Linked DNA regions of Mus musculus: region 2 is linked to region 1. A link is a loop called in an ENCODE intact Hi-C map of the cell type or tissue named here. Cell type or tissue: heart. All regions are shown on one strand. Each heading gives the region's core, and the rest is flanking DNA. Links, peaks and the distances in the headings are about the cores only. Region 1 holds the start of Zfp982 (zinc finger protein 982). Region 2 holds the start of Zfp933 (zinc finger protein 933).

Region 1 (11,348 bases), core at 1,858-9,857:
TGTAAATGAATGACACTTTCTGTATCCATTCTTCTGTCAGGGGACATCTAGGTTGTTTTAAGGTTCTGGCTATCATACAAAAGGCCATTATAAACATAGTGGAACACAGGCCCCTGTGATATGGTGGGGCATCTTTTGGGTATATGCCCAAGATTGGTGTAGCTGAGTCTTCAGGTGGATCTATTTCCAATTTTCTGAGGAAGCCCCAGATTGATTTCCAGAGTGGTTGTACCAATTTTCAATTCCACTAGCAATGGAGGAGGGTCTTCTTTCTCGACATCCTCTCCAACATGTGTTGTTAACTTAAGTTTTGATCTTAGTCATTCTGATTGGTGTAAGGTGGAATCTTAGGGTCATTTTGATTTGCATTTCTCTGATCACTAAGGACTTTGAAAATTTCCTTAGGTGCTTCTCAGCCATTCGAGATTCCTCAGTTGTGAAAACTCTGTTTAGTTCTATACCCCAATTTTTGATTGGGTTGTTTGTTTTTTTGGTGATTAACTTCTTGAAGTATTTATATATTTTGAATCTTAGCTCTCTATTTATGTAGGGTTAATGAAAAAAATTTCCAATCTGTAGTTGGCCGATTTGTCTTACTGACTATTCCCTTTGCCTTACAGAAGCTTTCCAGTTTTATGAGATCCCTTTTATCAATTCTTGATATTAGAGCTTGAGCTATTGGACTTCTGTTTAGGAAATTTACCCCTGTGCCAATAAATTCAAGGATCTTTCCCACATTCTTATGTATTATTTTCAATGTATCTGTTTTTATGCTGTGGTCTTGATAAACTTGGACTTGAGCTTTATGCAAGGTGGCAAATATTGGTCTATTTTTATTCTTCTACATACAGACAGCCAGTTAGACCAGCACTATTTATTGAAGATGCTTTCCTTTTTCCATTGTAATTTTTGGCATCTTTGTCAAAAATCAAGTGTCCATAAGTGTGTGGTTTTATTTCTGGGTCTTCAATTCTATTCCATTGATCAACATGCCTGTCTCTGTAACAATACCATGGAGTTTTTTTTTATCACTATTGCTCTGAAGTAAAGCTTGATGTCAGGGATGGTGATTGCTCAAGCTGTCTCACCCAAGAGGAATAGAAGGCAGGAAATAGTCAAACTCAGGGCAGAAATCAACCAAAGAGAAACAAAGAAAACAATGCAAAGAATCAGAAAACCAAAAGCTGGTACTTTGAAAGAATCAACAAGATTGATAAATCCCTAGCCAAACTATCTAAACAGGCCCATACTGCACAAGGAAATAGAAGAAGTTATTAAAATCCTCCCACCCCAGAGGCAGTATCCAAATTACCAAAATCAGAAATGAAAAGGGAGACATAACAGAAATGGAGGCAATTCAAAAAAAAATCTTCAGATCCTATTATAAAAGCCTATACTCACCAAAACTAGAAAATCTAGATGAAATGGGTGGTGTTCTAGACAGATGACACATACCAAAGTTAAATCAAGGGCAGGTAAACTATCTAAACAGGCCCATACTGCACAAGGAAATACAAGTCATTAAAATCCTCCCACCCCAAAAAAGCCCAGGGTTAGATGGATTCAGTACAAAATTCTATTAGACCTTCAAAGAAGACCTGATACCAATTTTCTCAAACTATTTCATAAATCAGAAAGAGAAGGAACACTACCTAACTCATTTTATGAAGCCACAATTACTCTGACACGTAAACCACACAAGGACCTAACTAAAAAAGAGAACTTTATAACAATCTTGCTTATGATTATCAATGCAAAAATACTCAATAAAATTCTTGCAACTGAATCCAAGAACATATCAAAACCATCATTCAACATGATCATGTAGGCTTCATCCCAGGGATGCAAGGTTGTTTCAATATACGAAAATCCATCAATGTAATCCACTATGTAAACAAACTCAAAGAAAAAAAATCACATTATCATCTCCTTATATGCAGAAAAAGCATTTGACAAAATACAATACCCCTTCATGTTAAAAGTATGGGAGATATCAGGAATTCAAGGCCCATACCTAAACAGAGTAAAAGCAATTTACTGTAAACCAACAGCCAATATCAAATTAAATAGAGACATACTTGAAGCAAACCCACTGAAATTGGGGATAAGATATAGATGTCCACTCTCCCCATACCTATTCAATATAGTATTTGACGTGTTAGCTAGAATAATAACACAACAAAAAGAGATCAAGAGAATACAAATTGACAAAGAAGAAATAAGGTTATCACTAATGGCATATGATATGATAGTATACATAAGCGACCCCAACATTTATATCAGAGAACTCCCCCAGCTGATAACTCACTTCAGCAAAGTGGCTGTGTATAAAATTAACTCAAATAAATCAGTAGCCTTCCTTTATACAAATGATAAACAGACTGAGAAAGAAATTAGGGGAACAACTCCTTTCACAATAGCTACAAATAATATAAATTATCTTGCAGAAACTCTAACCAAACAAATGAAAGACCTGTATGACAGTAACTTCAAGTCTCTCAAGAAAGAAATTGAAGGTTCTATGCCCTAGTATAGGGGAATACCAGGGCCAGGAATGGGAGTGGGTGGGTTGGGGAGCAGGGGGAGGGGGAAAGGGATAGGGGATTTTCGCAGGGGGAACTAGGAAAGGAGATAACATTTAAAATGTAAATAAAGAAAATATCTAATAAAAAAGAATAAATACAAAAAAGGAGAAAGAAATTGAAGAATATCTCAGAAAATTGAGAGATCTCTGATGTTCATGGATTGGCAGAATTAACATAGTAAAAATGGCTATCCTACCAAAGGCAATCTATAGATTCAATGTAATCCCCATCAAAATCCTAACACATTCCTTCAAATGTATGGAAAGAGCAGTTCTCAAAATCATTTGGAAAGGTGAAAAATCCAGAATGGCAAAAACGATTCTTAACAATAAATCATTCAAATGTAACCATTAGGATTTACTTTTGAGAATGGACACATGCCATTGATATTTGTCACTTAGTATAAATTTTCTGATAGTTCCATACATTTTCTTGCCAATTTTCTCATTTCAGTTTTCTTTGTAGCTAAATACAATTCCACTTGGAAGTGCATTACTTTTTCATAAGCCATGTTTCATTTGATAGATCCCAATTCTGGCTGGTCATTGCACCTCCTTTCCCTCACTCTCTTCTCTATTTTTGTCTCTTCTGTTCTTTTACAGAAACTACTTTGGGTCAGAATCTTTGACTGTTGGATGGCAATCCCGTCTGTCCACTTGATGCTGTCTTTTTACTGGAGATGGACTATTTGAGTTTCCTCTACCCATTGTACAGTATTTCATCTAAGGTCTCTCCCTTTGATTTTTGAGATTCTCTCACCTCCAAGGTCTTCAGAATACCCTAGAGGCTCCTTTCTGGCTACAGGAGATGGCCTCTTAAGAAATCATATCCCCAAAGAAGTGAGTCACAGCTAAAGTCACCTCCACTGATTCTTGGGGGCCTTCCTTATACTAGGTCTCTGTCTCATCCTGAACATGCCCCACACCTCCTCACCATAGTCAGTTGCAGATTTCCATTCATTTTCATGGACATCTGGCCATCTCTTCTGTCTTTCCGAACACCTGATTATGAATTGCCCTCCCCAACCCCTCTCCATCCCAGCACCCTTCCTCCATCTTCCTCTTATGACTATTTTATTCCTCCTTCTAAGTGAGATTCAAACTTCTTCCCTTGGTCATTCCTTCTTGTTTAGTTTCTTTGGTTTTATGGAATGTAACATCTTACCTGTATTTTTTGGCTAATATCCACTTTTAAGTGAGTACATGTCATCCATGTTGTTTTTGGACTAAGTTACCTCACTCAGGATGATATTCTCAAGTTACATCCATTTACCTGCAAAATTCGTGATGTCTTGGTATTAATAGCTGAATAGAATTCCATTGTGTAGATGTACCACATTCTCCTTATCTACTCTTCAGTGAGAGACATCTTTCCAGTTTCTGCCTATTATGAATAAGGCTTCTATGAACATAGTGTAGCAAGTGTTTTGTGGGATATTGGAGCATCATTTGGGTATATGCTCATTAGTGGTATAGCTGGGTCTTTAGGTAGAACTTCTTCCGTTTTTCTGCGAACACACACACACACACACACACACACACAATTTATTTTTCCAAGTGGTTGAATAAGTTTCACTGCCACCAGCAATGAAAGAGTTGTTCCCCTTGCTCCACATCCTCAGCAGCATATTCTAACTTTTTTTTATCTTAGCAATTCTGATGGGTGTAAGATGGAGCCTGAAAAGGACTTGCTTTTGACAAAAATGTCAAACCCAAACAATGGAAAAAGAAAGTATCTTCAAAAAATGGTGCTGACTTAATTGAATGTCAGCATGTAGAAGAATGTAAATAGATACATATCTGCCACCATGCACAAAATTCAAATCCAAGGGGATCAAAGACCTTAATATAAAGCTGGATACACTAAGTCTAATGGAAAAGAACGTGGGGAATAATCTTGAACTCATGGGTATAGGAGACAACTTTCTGAACAGAACACCAATGGCTCAGGTTGTAAGACAAACTATTAATAAGTGGGAACCTTTGAAGCTGAAAGGCTTCTGTAAGGCAAATATATTGTAAATAAGACAAAACAACAGATAACAGAATGGGAAAAGACCTTCACCAACCCTACATATGACAGTGGGCTACTATCCAAAATATATAAAGTACCCGAGAAGTCAGCCACCAACAAACCAAATAATCAATTTTAAAAATGTGATACAGAGCTAAACAGAATTCTCAACAGAGGTACAACAGTGCACCCACGAGGAAGACCCAGCTCTGCTGTGCTCATGCCATTGAGATTACGTCACTTGCAAGCCCCATATGCAGGGACAGCTCTACTGTGCTGTGAGATGCAGGGCCTGCTGTCTCAGCTGCTAGGAAGGTGAGGATCACAATCAGCTCTGCTGCTCTCATGACTCCCTTGAAGCCAACTCATCTGCCCCCAGCTAGTATCAAGGGACAGTCTCCTGCCACCTTCTGATCCACCTTCCCTTTATCTGCCCAGTTATCAGCTCTCCTTTATTTTACAAATTTAGGTGGGGAGCTGGTTTACAAGAAATCACCTGAGTCAGACTCATTCCTTGTTCACAAATCACAGGAGAATGGAATTAACATCAAATATAATTAGCTCTGGGGCTATTCATAACATTTCCTCCTTTCTGTCCAATTAAAAGACTATTTTATCTCAGATATAATTGAACATAACTATTATTATTTTGTAATTTATAAAGTACTAGAGACCTAACACCCAGTCCATCATCTTTGTTAATTAAACAGAACCTCTGTCATGTATCTTTACTTAAAAGACTTATAATTCTACATCTGCATATATCTTGGCTTTATATTGAATGCCATCTTAAAACCATCCTCTCAGAACTGTTCCTCTCAAAGAAAAAAACCTGGGTTGGCTAGGAGACTACGCAGTTTTTCAACCCCATCAGAAATCCAAGAATGACTGATATTAACTGAAAATATAAAGAAAGCCTAACACAGCTTCCAAAACTTAGCCAATTTACAGAGATCACGGATCACTTGGACAGTCCCTTACTTCAACATGTTGGAGCACTGGTATTCAGCTTATTGCCCCGGGGTCATCTGACAGACTTAGAGAAACAGAAATATTTTTTAATATTTTTTATTAGATATTTTCCCCATTTTCATTTCCAATGCTATCTCAAAAGTCCCCCATACCCTCCCCCCGAGAAACAGAAATATTAAGGAGTAGCTTACTAAGGGGACCCACTTAGCCAACTCAGGTAGCTTACTAGAAAGCTCACTTGAGGAGTGGATCTGGATTAAGGGGCCGGAGGCGGGTCCTGGGCACTAACGGTTTCGACCCCGCACCCCGCCCTCCGCGCCGCACCCGAGTGGCCCCCAGTCGAGCGGGCCCCCACTTCTCGGCCCGACCCAGACCCTTCTGCGCCTCCCTTGGCCTTTGTCCGGCTCCAGGAGGCCGGCCCCGCGCCCCCTGGCAGCCGCCGGTGCCCGAGCACGCATCAGCCTCCTGGCTACATACGCGAGCTCGGGGAATCTGTGGCCTCCGTGACCCCTCTCCCCAGCCCGCCTTGTTGTGGAGCCCGGCGGGGCGGCGACTGCCAGGGCCGGGTTTGCGGCGCTCAGGAGAGGCCCCGGCTCCGCCCCGGGCCTGCACAGGGGGAGAGCGGAGCGGTCAGCAGCCGGGTCGGGTCGGGGCCCCTCCCGAGAGGAGAGTGAAGCGGCAGCGGCGGCAGAAAAGATGGAAGAACTGCATAGCCTGGACCCACGAAGGCAGGAATTACTAGAGGCCAGGTTCACTGGAGTTGGTGTAAGTAAGGGACCACTCAACAGTGTGTCTTCCAACCAGAGTTTGTGCAGCGTGGGGTCCTTGAGTGATAAAGAAGTAGAGACTCCTGAGAAAAAGCAGAATGACCTGCGAAATCGGAAAAGGAAAGCTGAGCCATATGACACTAGCAAGGGAAAGGCACTTCTAGGGGGACATAAACTTAGTGATTCCTTTGAGTTTGCTGGGGGAAGCGGGCCAGGAACCAGCCCTGGCAGAAGTGTTCCACCAGATGCATGATCCTCACGGCAACATTCCTTATCCAATCCCTTACCGCTTCGAGTAGAACCGCCTCTGTATGGTTTAGATGGCAGTGCAGCAAAGGAGGCCTCAGAAGAGCAGTCTGCTCTGCCCACCCTCATGTCAGTGATGTTAGCAAAACTGCGACTTGACACAGAGCAGTTGGCACCACAGGGAGCTGGCCTCTGCTTCACTTTCATCTCTGCTCAACAAAACAGTCCTTCTTCTATGGGTTCCAGTGTTTGAAAGTGACCTGTGATTGTGGAAGCTGCAATGAGGATACTGTCTTTTTGTTGTTGTTTTGTTGTTCTTTGTTTGTTTGTTTGGTTTTTTTTTGTTTGTTTGTTTCTTTGGGTTTTTTTTGTTTTTTTGAGACAGGGTTTCTCTGTATAGCCCTGGCTGTCCTGGAATTCACTTTGTAGACCAGGCTGGCCTTGGACTCATAAATTCCCCTGCCTCTGCCTCCCAAGTGCTGGGATTGAAGGCGTGGGCCACCATTCCCAGCGGTGATAATGTCTTTTCTCCATCACATGTTTATTAGTGCGTGAAGTGTTCAGAGGATTGGCACACCATCACAGAGCATAGATTACTATTGCATCCATACACCTTTGACATCTCTGGCCTATGGAGACCCTTTGAGAATGGATCTGGCCTATATGCATCTATGTTTCCCTGCCTTCAGAGGTCTGATTCTTGGGATTTTTGTGACTCACCCAGCACCTTCCATCTGGAAAGCCAGTAAGCACTCTCTCATCTACATTCTGCCCATTTCTCTCATCTTCTCTTTCCTTGGCTTCATAATATTCACAGGCCATTCAAACTCAGTTATTTTTATCGTGAGGCAAACCATGTTCATAGGTTCATAGACTGGGATTTTTTTCCCTAAACTTTTGGCCAAGTAGATCTTGGTTCTGGATTTCAGAGTGGTTTTGTTTTTTGTTTTTGTTTTTTGTTTTTTGTTGTTGTAGTTTTGTTTTGTTTTTTGAGACAGGGTTTCTCTTTATAGCCCTGGCTATCTTGGACCTTACTTTGTAGACCAGGCTGGCCTCAAACTCAGAAATCCGCCTGCCTCTGCCTCCCAAGTGCTGGGATTAAAGGCGTGTGCCACCATGCCCGGCTGAGTCTTTCTTTAAAGTTGGATTCTGAAACTAAAGAGCCTAGAGGAGGATCAAGCATACTGTGTAAACGACACCAAGCTGTAAGGTACATGTCCTATATCCCCCAAGTATGGTTTGTACTGATGGAGAAACAATGATCTAGGATGATTGTCTGGGACAATTTAATAGTCTGGGACTTCCAGGTGTGGTCTGCCACTACAATCTACCACAGGTCACCAAACTGCTTACTACATCCATTCTTTTACTTCTGGTTTAAAAAAAAAGTGTACTTCTCTTGCACTGAAGAGAAAACGCTGTGGTTTTACATCCCTGGTTAACTTAGAGCTTATTCTTGACCATAATTTCCTTTTGCCCTCTACAGAAAAAATATATTTTATGGTTGTTTCTGGTTCGTAGGATGTTAATGTTGTGTTAGTGTAAATGGAAAGACAGTCAAAAGATGTTTTCTAGAATATAAATTATGTTGTGGAGATATACAAAGTGTGATTACATTGCTTGACTCTATAGACATAAAACTTGCAAGTGCTGCTGGCATAATCCCAGCAATCAGAACATTGTGGCAGGTGTATTCCTCTTCATTTGAGGTCAGACTACTCTACATCAAAGTGACATTCCAACCTGTGGTCCCCAATTTCCTCTTCTGGCCTGCTTGGATTCTCCACATGTATGGAGGTGAATTTCCTAACCTTTTCAGTGGGTGTGTCTGTATTTTCAAATTTTTATTGGCAGAGAACTAGCAGGATCTTGATATTGTCATTTCTATGGCCCTTCACCAGCTTTACATTTGTAAATACTCCTCCCACCCCTGCTGAGATACTTGAATGGCAAGCAGCTCTCTAAGCCTTGAGGCAATCCAGAGAAGTTCTGGTGATGTTTTACACCTGATTGCTTCTAAGAAAAAAACCTGACATCCAATTCCTGGGACAAGAATTGGAGGGTGGAATTTCTGGATATTAAAAGAGATGTAGAGAGGAGAATGCAGATGTAGGAGATTTAGTGGGAGACAGAGAAGATAACAGATAGATGAGAACGACGCAGGAGAGAGGTTAAGAGGTATCTATGTATGAGGTCATAGGCTTGAATTGTCTTAATTCTAAATGATAGCTGGGAGACTGCTCCAATGAAAGTTTTATGCTTTACACTATATAGAAACCTTTTTAACTATTTATAACACTGGTGTGTCCACAAACACTCCCAGTATACTCATGTCCACACACACTTGTGTATATAGATATATAACATTTAACCAGAGTGCTTTTGGTATTTAAGTCAAATTAGACATTGATTGGTTATTCCCAGTAAATTCATGACATCATTGCCCTAAGCCTATTTTGCTGGAAGGAAAAATTATAGATCAACGTCTATTTTGGTTGGTTCTGTGTATATATTTCACCTTGTGTACGTTTCAAAGCACCTTCCATAAGGAGGACACTGGAACATAAGAGTCAATGTTCTTGGCACCAGTTTGACCTTTTCATATACAGTGTTTTGTGTCAGCCCTGTCTTTAGCAATGACGACTTAATGTCAGTTTGTGAAAAGCAACCCCTTTTGTTGTCAGTGGCCAGCATTCTTTGGATATTTTTATGAAACCACTTTGGCTAGCAACTTTCTTGATGTAACACAGTGGAAAAGACAAGATCAACTGGAACTCCATCTCTTTCAGAATTCAGAGATTTCATTTGAAACACCTTCATACACTTATAAGCTGGTACTTTAAAAAAAATTTTTTTTTGTTTTGTTTTGTGAACATCTTACTAAGACTACATCCAGCAGGACTCCATGGAGTCTTGCTCCATGGTGCTTTCCTATGCATTGGCAGAACTGTACGTGTGACAATGTATTATATAAAACATCTTAACTTGTAATAGATGGGGAATTTTCCTGGACCTCACAACCAGAATTAAGGAAACTTGAAGAAATTTAAGATTTAAAGCTGTGATCCTACTGTTTATTCAACTTGAGGGTTTAGTACACTTTTCAAAGAACAACGTAAAAACTAACATTATTCTCCTTTGACTTCTCTTGATATCAACTTTTAAAACCTAACTTGATGCATAGATACAATGGTAATTTATGTACTTTTTCAAGTCCTGCTCAGAAACTGCATGAGTGTCACTTGATGAAAGCATGAAATACAGAGGCTTAAAACATAGTTCAAAAATGCATATACAGTTATGGGTATTGGTTGATAAAAGTCATGTTTATAAATGTCTGTTGTCTTGACCACTTGACCACTTGGAGCCAGTTACCTAATCCTTTATAAAATATTACTATTCACTATCCCATTCTTTCCCCATGTGATGGATCCCTTGATGTTCTAGAAGCACTCCAAAGCTCTCTCTCAAGGCCAGTCAGAGAGATACAAATAGACAACAGATTACACAGACACCAACATGGAGACAAAAGGCAGACAGAAAGGGAGAGCTATACAAGCAGCCTTCAGGAAGTTACAGATTTAAACTAACTGAACAGATACACAGAGGATGGAAGCACAGGGAACATGAAGTAGAGAATTCAACTTTGTACTCACACTCAGTTAAATGCCTCTGAGGAAAAGGCTTTCATTTCTTTCCTTAACTCAACACAGATGCATTATTAATCACTAGTATGTTTAATCTATTCACATATGAGGAATCAATTAGCTTGTGACTTTTTTTTAGCATAAGTACAATATGGGAAAAACTAAAATTCACCCCAATGGGAAACAAGTAGCCCTGTCATCTGAAAGGTGTCCATGGGCACAGAACCCTGTTCTTTAAAGTCAGACCCCCAGGTTTGGGTTTGTGCTTCTGAGCTCTCACCTCCATGCTGAGCTAGAATCCATTTTAACCTCTCATAATCATCACAACAGGTTTTGAACCTAAGAGGTCACATGAGAATTCTGGAACTCATTATAATCATGAAAACAGTTGACTTCCTAGCAATAGTCTAATGAGACTTGGGTAAATCTCGGTTCTCCTTTCCCCCACTTATACTGACATGCATGGGTGTCAGAGTGTTACAGGGAACAATCTAACCATGTATGAACAAACAGTGCAGTATGTATTGTAATTTTGTTCCTGTTTTCTTTCTTTCTTTCTTTCTTTCTTTCTTTCTTTCTTTCTTTCTTTCTTTCTTTCTTTCTTTCTTTCTTTCTTTCTTTCTTTCTCTCTCTCTCTCTCTCTCTCTCTCTCTCTCTCTCTCTCTTCTCTCTCTCTCTCCCTCTCTCTCTTTCTCTCTCTTTCTTCCTTCTTACTTCCTTTCCTTACTTTTTTTTTTTTTTTGACAAAGATCAGGACAGTTTTTCGAAGGAGTTTCTCTTTATTGCCTCATCCTTCAAGCAGTAAATAATATTGTGCCTTGACCTAACATCATTTTAATTCACCATTTTCTTTGATTGAGGCATCCACCTCCTCTACTTTTTCTTTAAGTCTGATAATCTGTCTCCCACAGGTTCTCTATGTATCAATTTTATTTGCCTCAGTGCATTTTCTCTTCAGGATTTTTCTTTTTTTAGCATTTCTAACCACCTATTGAACTCAATTTTAATATTTTATATTGTCCTTATTTCCTTCAGGCATCTGGTATTATTTTCTTACCCAAGATTCATTTTGTTCCTGTCTGAGTGGATTCACATGGTTTACAAACTTTAATGCCCTT
Region 2 (11,348 bases), core at 1,740-9,739, 410 kb after region 1:
GTGCTCCTGACTGCCAGGCCTGCCCAGAGTCCCTCATTAGCTTGGACAACCCTGCTGGGCCTTAGGACAGCAGCAGCTCCTCTACTGGAGGAATCAGACATCAAAGGACTTAGACAAACAAGGCATTCCCACTCTGCCCCTCCACCCTAGGGTCAGACAGAGCCCTGGTCTGGGAAATCTGCATTTTAGTACAATTTTCCAGTCTCCCAGAGCACTTCCTGCTCCTCTTTCAAAGCACAGGGTCATTAGTGTGCACGATCCACCGCGCACACAACGCCCACTGTAGCCAACTCTACCTCATAACTGGGGAGTCACAGGCAACCTTTAGTGAAAGTCAAGCAGTAACAATTAAAGCAGAGGTGGCCATGAGTTTGACTGTAAGGAGTGATGGATTAATGGAGGTGAATGACAAAAAGAAATAAAAAGGAAAGGACAAGGCTGCTCCTAGGTGTGGGGCAGCAGAACATTCATTATAGATAAAACGGGAGAGCACAGGCACACAGGGACATCTGGGAGAGCACAGAATGAACTTGAACTTGACTATGAGTTATGTGAAGAGAGGTAGCAGGGAGAGCCACACCAAGAGGCCAGGAGGATAAATGGTAAATAAACATGACCAGGGAGTCAAAACAGTTAGTTGGATTACAGGAAGAAAGACAGCTGGGAGAAGGGCCAGCAAACCCGTGGGCTAGAGGTCAGGATCGCCCAGCAACACCCAGTAATAGGTAAGGACTGAGAGATGCTGGGAGAACCTGGAAGGAAGGTCTGCTTTGACTTATTAATTAGGCATCTCAGTCAGTTGTCCCAGGGTTTGAGAATTAACAGTAGGGAGGAATGAGAAGGTCCGCATGATTTAAGTTTAGTCTCAAAAGTTACTTTAAAATGTTGAAACGGGCCTTATGGTCCCATATTCTTCAGGGACTAGACATGTGAATTAGAGCACACCCACAACATCTCACACCTTCCTCTCAGGTTGTACATTTTCAGACAGGAAACATTACATTCCTATTAGGTCGAGCTACATCAGTTTCTCCAGTCTTTTTTTTTTTTTTTTTAATTAGGTATTTTCCTCGTTTACACTCTCCAGTCTTTTTTGGTTAAACAGAAATTTCGTTTCTAGAAATAACTTCAGTGCCTCGCCCAGAATCTTGACTGCCTTGGCCTGTGAAAATGGCCAGTTTGGACTTGTAGTGATCATCTAAAATGGATTACCTGGCTACTTGTTGCTAATGCCAACTACTATCAAAGCAGGAAAGCTCTCTCTCACCTTCCTTCCCCCCAGTCCATTTGTGTGCTCTGAATACACCAGCTTCAATGTTCCTCACTAAACTCAATTCTTACACTGGTCTCTTGTTGTTTTTAATCTCCCACAATGTCCAGGGAGAAGGGAGGACCCTCACTCAGTGGTGTTTTCCCTTCTCATTGACCAGTCAGGGCCCAGCCTGAAAGGAGTTGCAGGAATTTCTTCCATGCCCTGGGGAGTACAGCCAGGAGTAGAGGTTCAAAGAAAGTCTTAGTAACACAGCATGAGCAAGGCTGAGCTACATGAGGCCTTGCTATAGAGAAATATGAAAGCCCTTGAGAGAAAGAAATGTAATTCATATTGAATGGGAAACACTGGAGAATAGAAACCAGTACCAGATCAGAGCAGTGATGCATAAAGAAAATGAAATTTAAACATTAATAGTAACAATTAACTTTCAAAAGACATAAATATAATTGAAGAACAGATAGGGCCAGGCGGTGGTGGTGGACACCCTAAATCCCAGCACTTGAGAAGCAGAGGCAGGCAGATTTCTGAGTTCGAAGCCTGCCTGGTCTACAGAGTAAGTTCTAGGACAGCCAGAGCTACACAGAGAAACCCTGTCTTGAAAAACAAAAACAAAGATGAAAACCAGATAGGTATACTGACTTTGAAAAAGATCAGACTCTTCCCTCGTAGAGGGAATGGCATTAATAAAATACTGTTTGACCTTGCCCTTTCATGCAATGTGAGCTGCTGAGATCTGTACTGGCTACAGCCAACAGCCCCTGTCTGCAATCTCTGAGCTAACACTGTCAATGAGGACTGCACAATCTGCACAGGACAGACCACTGACTGGAAATATAATAGCTAGCTCAAGCTAACCTTCACAAATTATACACCCACCAATCTGGTCTGATTTCATTCAAATACATGAATTGATGCATACTGGGAAATTACAAAATCACTCACTTGCCTGAATCAGGTTCTTCTTCATAACAGTGACTCCCTACAGCTGACTCCCTTAAATATTAGTCTGTGATCTACACACTGCCTAGCCTGCTTCACCCTGCAGTATACACGTTATACTCTTCTCCTGTTCTGGTCTGAAAGTGGAAGCCATGCTGCACCTGCAAATACTTCTCCTGTTGCTGCAATGGACAATTATTTACATAACTCAAAAGGGTAATTTTAAAACTCTGTTGCGGGACAGCCTTTTAATTAAAGAATTTGGGAAGTTTAATCAAGAGAAAAGCAAGGTCATTGCCCTGGGGAGCAACAGACTGAGATTTCAAGGAGATCTGAGTCAACACAGCTTCTCTCAGAAACATTTGTGGAAAAGGCTGAAGAAGCAGGTGTCCTCGAATGAATATACCTTCCCAAGGAGAAATCACTCCACACAACAATAAACATTAATTAAGAAAAGTCTCTTTATGAACACCACACATTCGGCTCTGGGAGTCCTCAAAGAGGAGTCAGCCTAGAAGGGATTTTACATTCCACATATGGTATATCCCTTAAGTCTTTTAGATTCAGATCCCAGGTTATGCCATCAACTATTTAAACATGGACTGCAGACTGCAAGTGTAAACACAGGCAGATGGGAGATACATAGCAAAGATTTTCACAGAACTAAATACACCAGCATGCTAATACAGCAGTCCTTTAGTTACAAGGTCCTAAGTGGAAAGTCCCAGCAGATGAGGTAGGAAAAGTGTAGGCAGAAAAGATAAAACGCTGCAGTGGAGAGGTCTGGTGTATTTAACAAATTCTAAATCATTCAATTTTACCAAGGAAGACTCAGAAGCCAGATGCTGGGTGGAAGCCTGGTAGCTCAGAGAGGCAGAGAAAGCACCTGATCACCTTTCTCTTCATGTGAAATCCCAGAAGGAATCTCTTTCTGCCACACCTTCTCAAATGACATCCTCCAAACTGAATGTACCTAAATGCTGCTTCCTGTGCATCTCTCTGTCTTTGCTCCCAATTCCCTCTTACTCTCTGTGACTTTTACTTAATAATCCTAGGTTCCCTTCCTGTCAGCTGGTTGCTTCTGGCACTTCTTGACCCATGGTTTACTTAATCTTGTTACACTCAGGTTTCACGGTATGATCAGATATCCTACAATAAAGGTCTTGCACAAGCTGTATCTCCTGGAGTAAGCTTCTTAAGAAGAATAGCATCTTGTATACTACTTACAGGGGAAACACGGAAAGAAATGGGAGACTTCTATGAAGTCAGCAGAAACTATCATACAATGGGACAAACTCAGGAGGAGTCTATCAAATTCATGCTGGTCATAGGGAACACAGGATACATCAGGAACATTACTGAACAAGCCAACAGTGGACTTGGGACTAACAACCACAGCCCCACGTGGTGGCAAGAGTTGGGTTCTCAGGATCTGACACAACCTCTCCCCACAGGTCCTGGCTGCAGACCATTACCAGCTTTCCCAAGCATATATCCTTGCTTTAGAGAAGGAGCTCTGTATAAATGATTTTATTCACCTGAGGTAACTGTCTTCTCTGAGGCTTACTGACTCAGCCTATTTACCTAGCCTAGTCCTGAAGGTTTCTAGTCTCTGGACAATCCCAGCTTCAGAGATTTACTGCTGAATAAGCTCGCCTTTCCTAGATTTTCCTGAACTCTTGCTGGCTGGTCAACTCAGCTGTTCTGACTCAAAACTCCTCTCCACACTGACTAATTCAAAATCTTTCTCTCTCTCTCTCTCTCTCTCTCTCTCTCTCTCTCTCTCTCCCCACCCCCCCCCATCACATGGAAAGCCTTACTTGAAAAAAAAAAAAAAAAACAGCCCTCAACACTACAGAGTTGTTCCTTTGCAAGAAATTGACAACAGTGTAGTCTTGCTCATGTTGCAATCTCTCTCTCTCTCTCTCTCTCTCTCTCTCTCTCTCTCTCTCTCTCTCTCTCTCTCTCTCTCTCTTGCTCTCTTCTCACTTTCTCTTTTTCTCCTATTCTCTCTGTCCCCTGCCTGCTTTCTCTTTCTCTGCCTCCCTCTCTCACCATGGTAACTTCCTTGACCTCGGTCCTTGGGGCCAGTGAACAAGAGCGGCTTCCCAATAAACTGACATTTAATATAATCCAAGCTGGCTTGAACTGGCTCATTTGAGCAGCAGAGAACAAATAACTTATCAATGGGAATGGCCTAGCAGCTGGTTGTAAATCTGGTTTGTCTCCTTTGTTCTGCTCTTCAGCCATATTTCTGGACAATCCTAGTGAACAAAAATGTGTATCCTAGCATCCTATCTAACAGACATGGTTAGCATAGTACCCATCTGTAGGGTGTTTTAGATGGCATCCTCACTTATCTAAATTCTATGTGGTGTGACTTACCCTCTCCTAAGCACTGCAATTCCTTTACATCATAAATCCTATTCTTCTACATCACAGATTAACATTGTAGTGTTACCCAACACGTGAGACACCTTTTACAACCGCCACAAAATGAACTCCAAATGGACCTTACAACTAAACGTTAAATGCTAAAGGAAAAAAGTTGTAGAAGATACTGTGAGAAACCAGGTCTCTTCGAGTTTGGCATCTTGCCAAGGATGATCCTGCACACAAGTCCTTACTCCAAATGCTTGGCGCAGAAGCAGTCCGGATAGTGACGTTATTCAGAGCCCACTACCGGGTCCAGGGAATGACTAGAACTAAAACAGACCCCACAGGTGGCCACATCTGGCCTCCGCTTACCACCCAGTCCCGAGGAGAACCCACCACACCAGCTCCCCAGGTTCATCCGCCTGCTCCTCCCCGATATGGGCAGTGACCCTGTACTCACCATGTCGAGACTTAGGACCTTGCCTGAGCGTCCCTCAGACCACCCACTACTAACTTCCCCTTCTTCCTCCTGAAATCAAGGTGGAGAGCTTGCATCTGTAATTCTCAAAATTAACCTGGAAGCCTCCTCTGCCCCGGAACTACGTAAGTTCCTGGAATGCTGGGAATTGTAGTTCTTTGGAAATAACAAAGGCTCATGGGAAAGTACGGTGGTCTAGTTGAATATCTAAAAAGAAACCGCTGTAACACGTGACTGAGGCCGTTCGCGCTGGCAAATTCCGGGGGAATTTTACTGACCCAGGTCTGTCTCTTGGTCAGTATTTAATATTTAATAAATGCCTGCTTTAAATTTGGTTCAAAATTGTTGAGTTGGTCTATTTCCAGCAAAAATCAGGATTAGCGTACAGAGGTTCATAGGACGATAACTCTACCCCACAGTCTCTCTTCAATACGTACACTGGAGAGTGAGCTGAGCTGCCGAGGGCACTGAGTGCCCTAGCTCCAGATTTTTACATCTGGCAACCAAAGTAGAATCCTCACAGAAACAAGCAGTCTCTAGTAGAAGCTAAGATAAGCAGTTAGCCAGAGGGGGTTCCAGCACAAACAGGTTGAGATAAGTTAGCAAGGATATCCTGACCTTGGGTTCCTAGAAGTGGAGTTGAGTAATTTTCCTAGAATTCTTGATCAAGGAAATCAAATTCTAGTTAAACCTGAAATGGCCTCAGCGACAATACATGATGGAGGAGTGATGGGGTCTCTGTCCAGCATCAAGAACGAGAAATGAAGGCAGACATGGTTTAGCATAGGTAGAGGGATCGCTTGACCTTGAGGCCAACTTGATCTATAGAGAGAATTCTAGAACAGCCAGGACTGCAGAAAGGAACCTTGTAGTGCCAGCCTGTGGAAGAGTCAAGGCTTGGCCAAAGTGTGAATGACTTTACTGGCTTCCTGTGAAATCATGGTAGTCGCATGGAAGGTTGTACGCTGGACATTATAACTAGGAAATGTCTGCAATGGGGGAGATGTGGAGACCCTCCTCAGCTCTTCCTTCCTGTGCTCTAGCCTGTTCTAAACTCAAGATCGTCCCATAAAAGATAAGCCACTGAGTTCATCCTTGTTGAACATTCCCCAGGCTTTTTGCCTTTGCCTCTCTGTGAACACATGGAGGATGCATCTTCTTACCTTTTTAGGACTCAGAGTTCTGTCCATAGAGAGGAAGAAGGGCTGTGGGTGACCAGGGATTTCCCTGTGGCCAGCACCTGAGGGCTGAGGATGGCTTCCTAGGATGGCTGAAACTGCAATTGTCCCAGGAATCACAAGCTTGGAGAAGGAAAAAGGCTGCCATTCCTCGGGGCAGAAATTAGAATCGGAGAGTTCTGACTGGTCAGTCCTCCTTGCAGGAGAGACTGGGTTGGAAGTGATAGGCTAGTTTAGCAGCATATGATGGTACATGCCTTTAACTCCAGCACTATGAAACAGTGGTAGCAGATCACTCACTCAGGTTGAGGCCAGTCTGGTCCCCAGAACTAATTCTAGAACAACCTGGAACAAATTCTAGGGATACAAAGGGAAAGAAACCCTGGAGAGAGAGAGAGAGGGAGAGGGAGAGGAAGAGAGAGAGAGAGAGAGAGAGAGAGAATATGATGGGCCAGTGATAAACAGGACCACATTTGACAGAACTCACTTGACAGAGCTCACTTTCTACTTTAATGTTAAACCTCATGTCAAGACCCAGAAGATGGAGTAGGAGAGGGGGTGGGGGGGTGCCTCACTGCCCAGCTCAATATCTTTTTTGAAATACTCATTTTTATTTATATGCATACCTCCATGTAAATATATGGTGTGTGGATGTGTGTGTGTGTGTGTGTGTGTGTGTGTGTGTGTGGCCTCTGAGGCTACCTGGACTTACAGGCAATTGTGAACTGCCCAGTGGATGCACTGAGAACCAGATAGATTCAGGTCCTCCGGAAGAGCAAGAAGAGCTCTTTAACTGCTGGGCCATCTCTTCTGCCTCCTCACATCGATATCTTATCTGCAAAATGCCTTTTGCAACGTCTACTGTGTGTGCTATGGAGAAGAGAGATGAGCATGGCTTGAACTGTACCCCCCACATGTGTGTCCAAGGTCTAAACTCCCCAGCACATGGCTGTATCTGGAGGCCAAGCCTTTAGGAAGTAAGCAGGTTAAGATCAGGCCCTACTCAAATAAGGTTGCTATTCTATTAAACAAGAGACTTCAGCGAGGTCCAAGCATAACGAGATTATGAGGAAACCTGTGAGAGAGTGGCTATCTAGAAAAGAAGGAAGAGACCTTCAGAAGCCAGACCACCAGTGCTTGACATCAGCCCCCAGAACTAGGAGTGGTTAGATTTCTGTTGGGTAAACATAGCAGTCTCTGGTGTTGGGCCATAGCCCAGGCAGGCCAATGGAAGCTACTCCAGGCTCACTGTCCCTGGTCTGAACTGCTTGAGATTAGATCTACTTTAGATTTCAGAATTTTTTTAAAAAGTTTTTTCTTATTCACTTTACATCCTGCTCATTTCCCCCCTCCTGGTAACCCCCTCCCACAATTATTGCCCCCCTTCCCCTTCCCTCTGAGCAGATGGGGTCACCCTGGGTATGCCCCCAACCTTGGTACTTCAAATCTCTGCACTTCCACTCCCGCCAAGTCCAGGCAAGGCAGCCCTGCTCTGAGCAACAGCTTTTGGGATAGCCCCACCCCCAACCCCTGTCCTGTTCAGTTGTTCACAACCCACATGAAGGTCAAGCTGCATATCTGCTATATATGAGCATGGAGGCCTAGTTCCAACCCATGTATGTTCTTCAGTTGATGGTTCATTCTCTGAGAGCCCCACGTGTCCATATTAGTTGATATTGTTAGTATTTCTGTGGCCTTCCTATTCCCTTAGGGGCTGTAATTCTTCCTCCTATTTTTCCATAAGAGTCCTCAAGCTCCATTCATTGTTTGGCTGCAGGTGTATGCATCTGTCTGAGTCAGCTCCTGTGTGGAGCCTCACAAAAGACAACCATGCTAGACTCCTGTCTGCAAGTATAACAGAGTATCATTAATAGTGTTCGGGACCGGTGCTTGCCCATGGGATGGGCTTCAAGTTGGGCCACTTATTGGTTGGCCATTCCCTCAGTGTCTGCTCCCTCCCCTGTGCCTACATTACTTGTAGAAAGGATAAATGTGGGGTTAAGAATTTTGTGAGTGGGTTGGTGTCTCAATCGCTCAACTGCAGTTCCTGCCTAGCTACAGGAGGTGGCCCCTTCAGGTTCCATATCTCTAATGTAGTAAGTCATGGCTAAGATGACTCACATTGATTCTTGGGAGCCTCCCTTATTTCGGGTCTCTATCTAGTCCTGGAGTTGACCCCCACCTCCTCACCCCCATCAGTTGAAGATTTCCATTCATTTTCATGGCCATCTAGCCATACCTCCTGTCCTTCCCCACACTTGATCCTGAATCCTGTAGTCCCCTCCCCATGTCCCTCCCTCCCAGTTCCCTCCTTCCATTTGTCTCTTATGACTATTTTTTTCTCCCTTGTAAGTGAGATCGAAGCTTCCTTGCTTGGGGCTTCCTAACTGTTCAGCTTCTTTGGGTCTGTGGAGTGTAACACAGTACCTGTATTTTATGTCTAACATCCACTTATAACTGAGTACATACCATGCGTGTCCTTTTGGGGCTGGGTTACCTCACTGACGATGATATCCTCAAGTTCCATCCATTTGCCTGACTGTGGCAAAGCCTTTTCGTATAGCAGTAGTCTTAGCTATCATGAGAAAAGTCATACCACAGAGAAACTCCACTAATATCAGTGTGGTAATATTTTGCACTTTGTGATATCTTTATACAAGAGTACAACCTGTAGTATGTATTGATCGTTTAGAACCGTGGCATATTCCAGTAGTCTTTGAGGACCTGAAAGAAACTCATACTGAAGGGTATGTATGACTATAAAGGTAAGGCCTTTAGCCAATGCACATTCAATTACACAAGATTATTTATTCTGGAGGAAAAAAATCTAACAAGTGTCAACAAACTATTCAAGCACTTGCAAAAAACAAAAGTAATTTAAACAATTAGTTAACTTTGTTAGATTTCACAATTCTCTTTATTACATGAAATAATACATCCAAGTGTGACACTTTGTGGGTGTGTATCAGAGCCTTTTCTACTGCTGTGATAACCCACAATGTCTAAGGAAACTTAAAAGAGGTTAATTTGGCTTAGTGTTCCAGAGGGATATGGAATCACCAAGAAAGCGGCATCCCAAGTGTCACACTGGCAGCTAAAGCAGGAAGCTCAGAGGCCACATTCAAACCTGAGCTCGAAACAGAGACTGGGAACTAAAAACTGGTGCATAGATGTAAATTCTCAAGGTTACTCCAAGTGACATATTACCTCCAGCAGGGCGTTTCCTAAGTCTTACCAAATGAAAGAAGCAACTGAGAAGGAATGGTTTCTCTGACTTCAATCCTACATCGTGGGTTTCTGTCACATGAACCACTTCATGATGAAGAAAACCTCTGCAGGTAGGCCTTCAGATGCCTCAACACCTGAATTACACGAATGGATGTTTGTACAAGAAAAGCACTTTGCAGGGCTGGCAAGATGGCTCAGTGGGTAAGAGCACTGACTGCTCTTTGGAAAGTCCTGAGTTCAGATCCCAGCAACCACATGTAATGAGATTTGATGCCCTCTTCTGGTACGTCTGAAGTCAGCTACAGTGTACTTATGTATAATAATAAATAAATCTCAAAAACAAAAACAATGGGGACTTCCTTGTTCTCGTTAAAAATCTTACAAAAAAAAAAAAAGAAGAAAAACACTTTGCAGTAATAATTTGTGTTTAACAATTTGTTTCCATTTTAAATTTGTATTTAGTCTGTATGAGAGTGTCAGATCCTGGAATGACAGACAGTTGAGAGCTGCCATGTGGGTATTAGGATTTGAACCCAGGTCCGCTGGAAAAGCAGTCAATGTTCCTAAATACTGAGCCAAATCTAAGCCCCTGTTAAATTTTAATTATGTGATGTCACTATGTCTGTCTGTCTGTGTGCATGTGACTGCTACTTCCCAAAATTCAACCCTCGAATCTTCTTGTAGCAAGAATTACAGAAAATTGTCAAAAACCTGACCTTAGCACGGCCATAAACTTGTCTTCACTACTCAGCTATGTCTCTAGACCTGTAAATATTTTCATCTTGATGTCAGGAAGTAGCAAAGAACTAAGAAAAACCCTGTTCATTTAAATTTTTTTATAAAGATGTTAGACAGCAAAAGTCTTCAATTTAAGGAAAAAGAAATCTTTCATCTCTTTTTCTTCATACCCTTGAAGGAAGGACGCTGTTTGCCATGTTCACTTAGTGCCATGGAGGGGATCACCAACTGTGATGGGAGTTTGTATTTTCAAATATTTGAAGTAGATATTAAAGTTTAGGGGCTGGTGAGATGGCTCAGTGGGTAAGAGCACCCGACTGCTCTTCCGAAGGTCTGGAGTTCAAATCCCAGCAACCACATGGTGGCTCACAACCATCCGTAACGAGATCTGACTCCCTCTTCTGGAGTGTCACAGTGTACTTACATATAATAAATAAATAAATAAATAAATAAATAAATAAATAAATAAATAAATAAATAAATAAATCTTTTTAAAAAAAGTTTAATGTGTGTGAGGTTAATTCATGTACAGAACTTCATTAAGCCATTGTTATATATGTTCTGAGGATCCTAGGCATCTTTTTTTTTCATATTTTTTATTGGGTATTTATTTCATTTACATTTCCAATGCTATCCCAAAAGTCCCCCACACGCTCCCCCACCCACTCCCCTACCCACCCACTTCCACTTCTTGGCCCTGGCGTTCCCCTGTACTGAGGCATATAAAGTTTGCACGACCAATGGGCCTCTCTTTCCACTGATGGCCAACTAGGCCATCTTCTGATTCATATGCAGCTAGAGACACGAGCTGGGGGTGGGGGTGGGGTATTGGTTAGTTCCTATTGTTGTTCCACCTGTAGGGTTGCAGATCCCTTTAGCTCCTTAAGTACTTTCCCTAGCTCCTCCATTGGGGGCCCTGTGGTCCATCCAATAGCTGACTGTGAGCATCCACTTCTGTGTTTGCCAGGCCCCGGCATAGTCTCACAAGAGACAGCCATATCTGGGTCCTTTTAGCAAAATCTTGCTAGTGTATGCAATGGTGTCAGCGTTTGGAAGCTGATTATGGGATGGATCCCCGGATATGGCAGTTTCTAGATGGTCCATCTTTTCATCTCAGCTCCAGATCCTAGGCATCTTG

The links. Peaks named below come from ENCODE experiments on the same cell type or tissue, not always from the same donor. Only the 100,000 strongest peaks of a DNase experiment are listed, where the experiment ranks them.
Region 2: a loop joins it to region 1, with 4 times the contacts of the local background. A loop is called at or near these places in 3 of 42 quality-filtered maps.

The regions. Positions count from the first base shown.
Region 1 is chr4:147,437,205-147,448,552 of GRCm38, forward strand. It overlaps Zfp982 (zinc finger protein 982), which reads left to right and starts at 5,910. Exons shown (of 5, transcript NM_001371348.1): 1 at 5,910-6,335. It also overlaps the pseudogene Gm13161 and the pseudogene Vmn2r-ps19. In heart, for the core only: no CTCF peak of the experiment used is centred there; DNase peaks (open chromatin) are centred at 6,147 and 6,547; H3K4me3 peaks cover 778 bases; H3K27ac peaks cover 621 bases.
Region 2 is chr4:147,843,230-147,854,577 of GRCm38, forward strand. It overlaps Zfp933 (zinc finger protein 933), which reads right to left and starts at 5,189. Exons shown (of 4, transcript NM_198619.3): 1 at 5,049-5,189. The coding sequence starts at 5,051. In heart, for the core only: no CTCF peak of the experiment used is centred there; a DNase peak (open chromatin) is centred at 5,092; H3K4me3 peaks cover 1,881 bases; H3K27ac peaks cover 1,505 bases.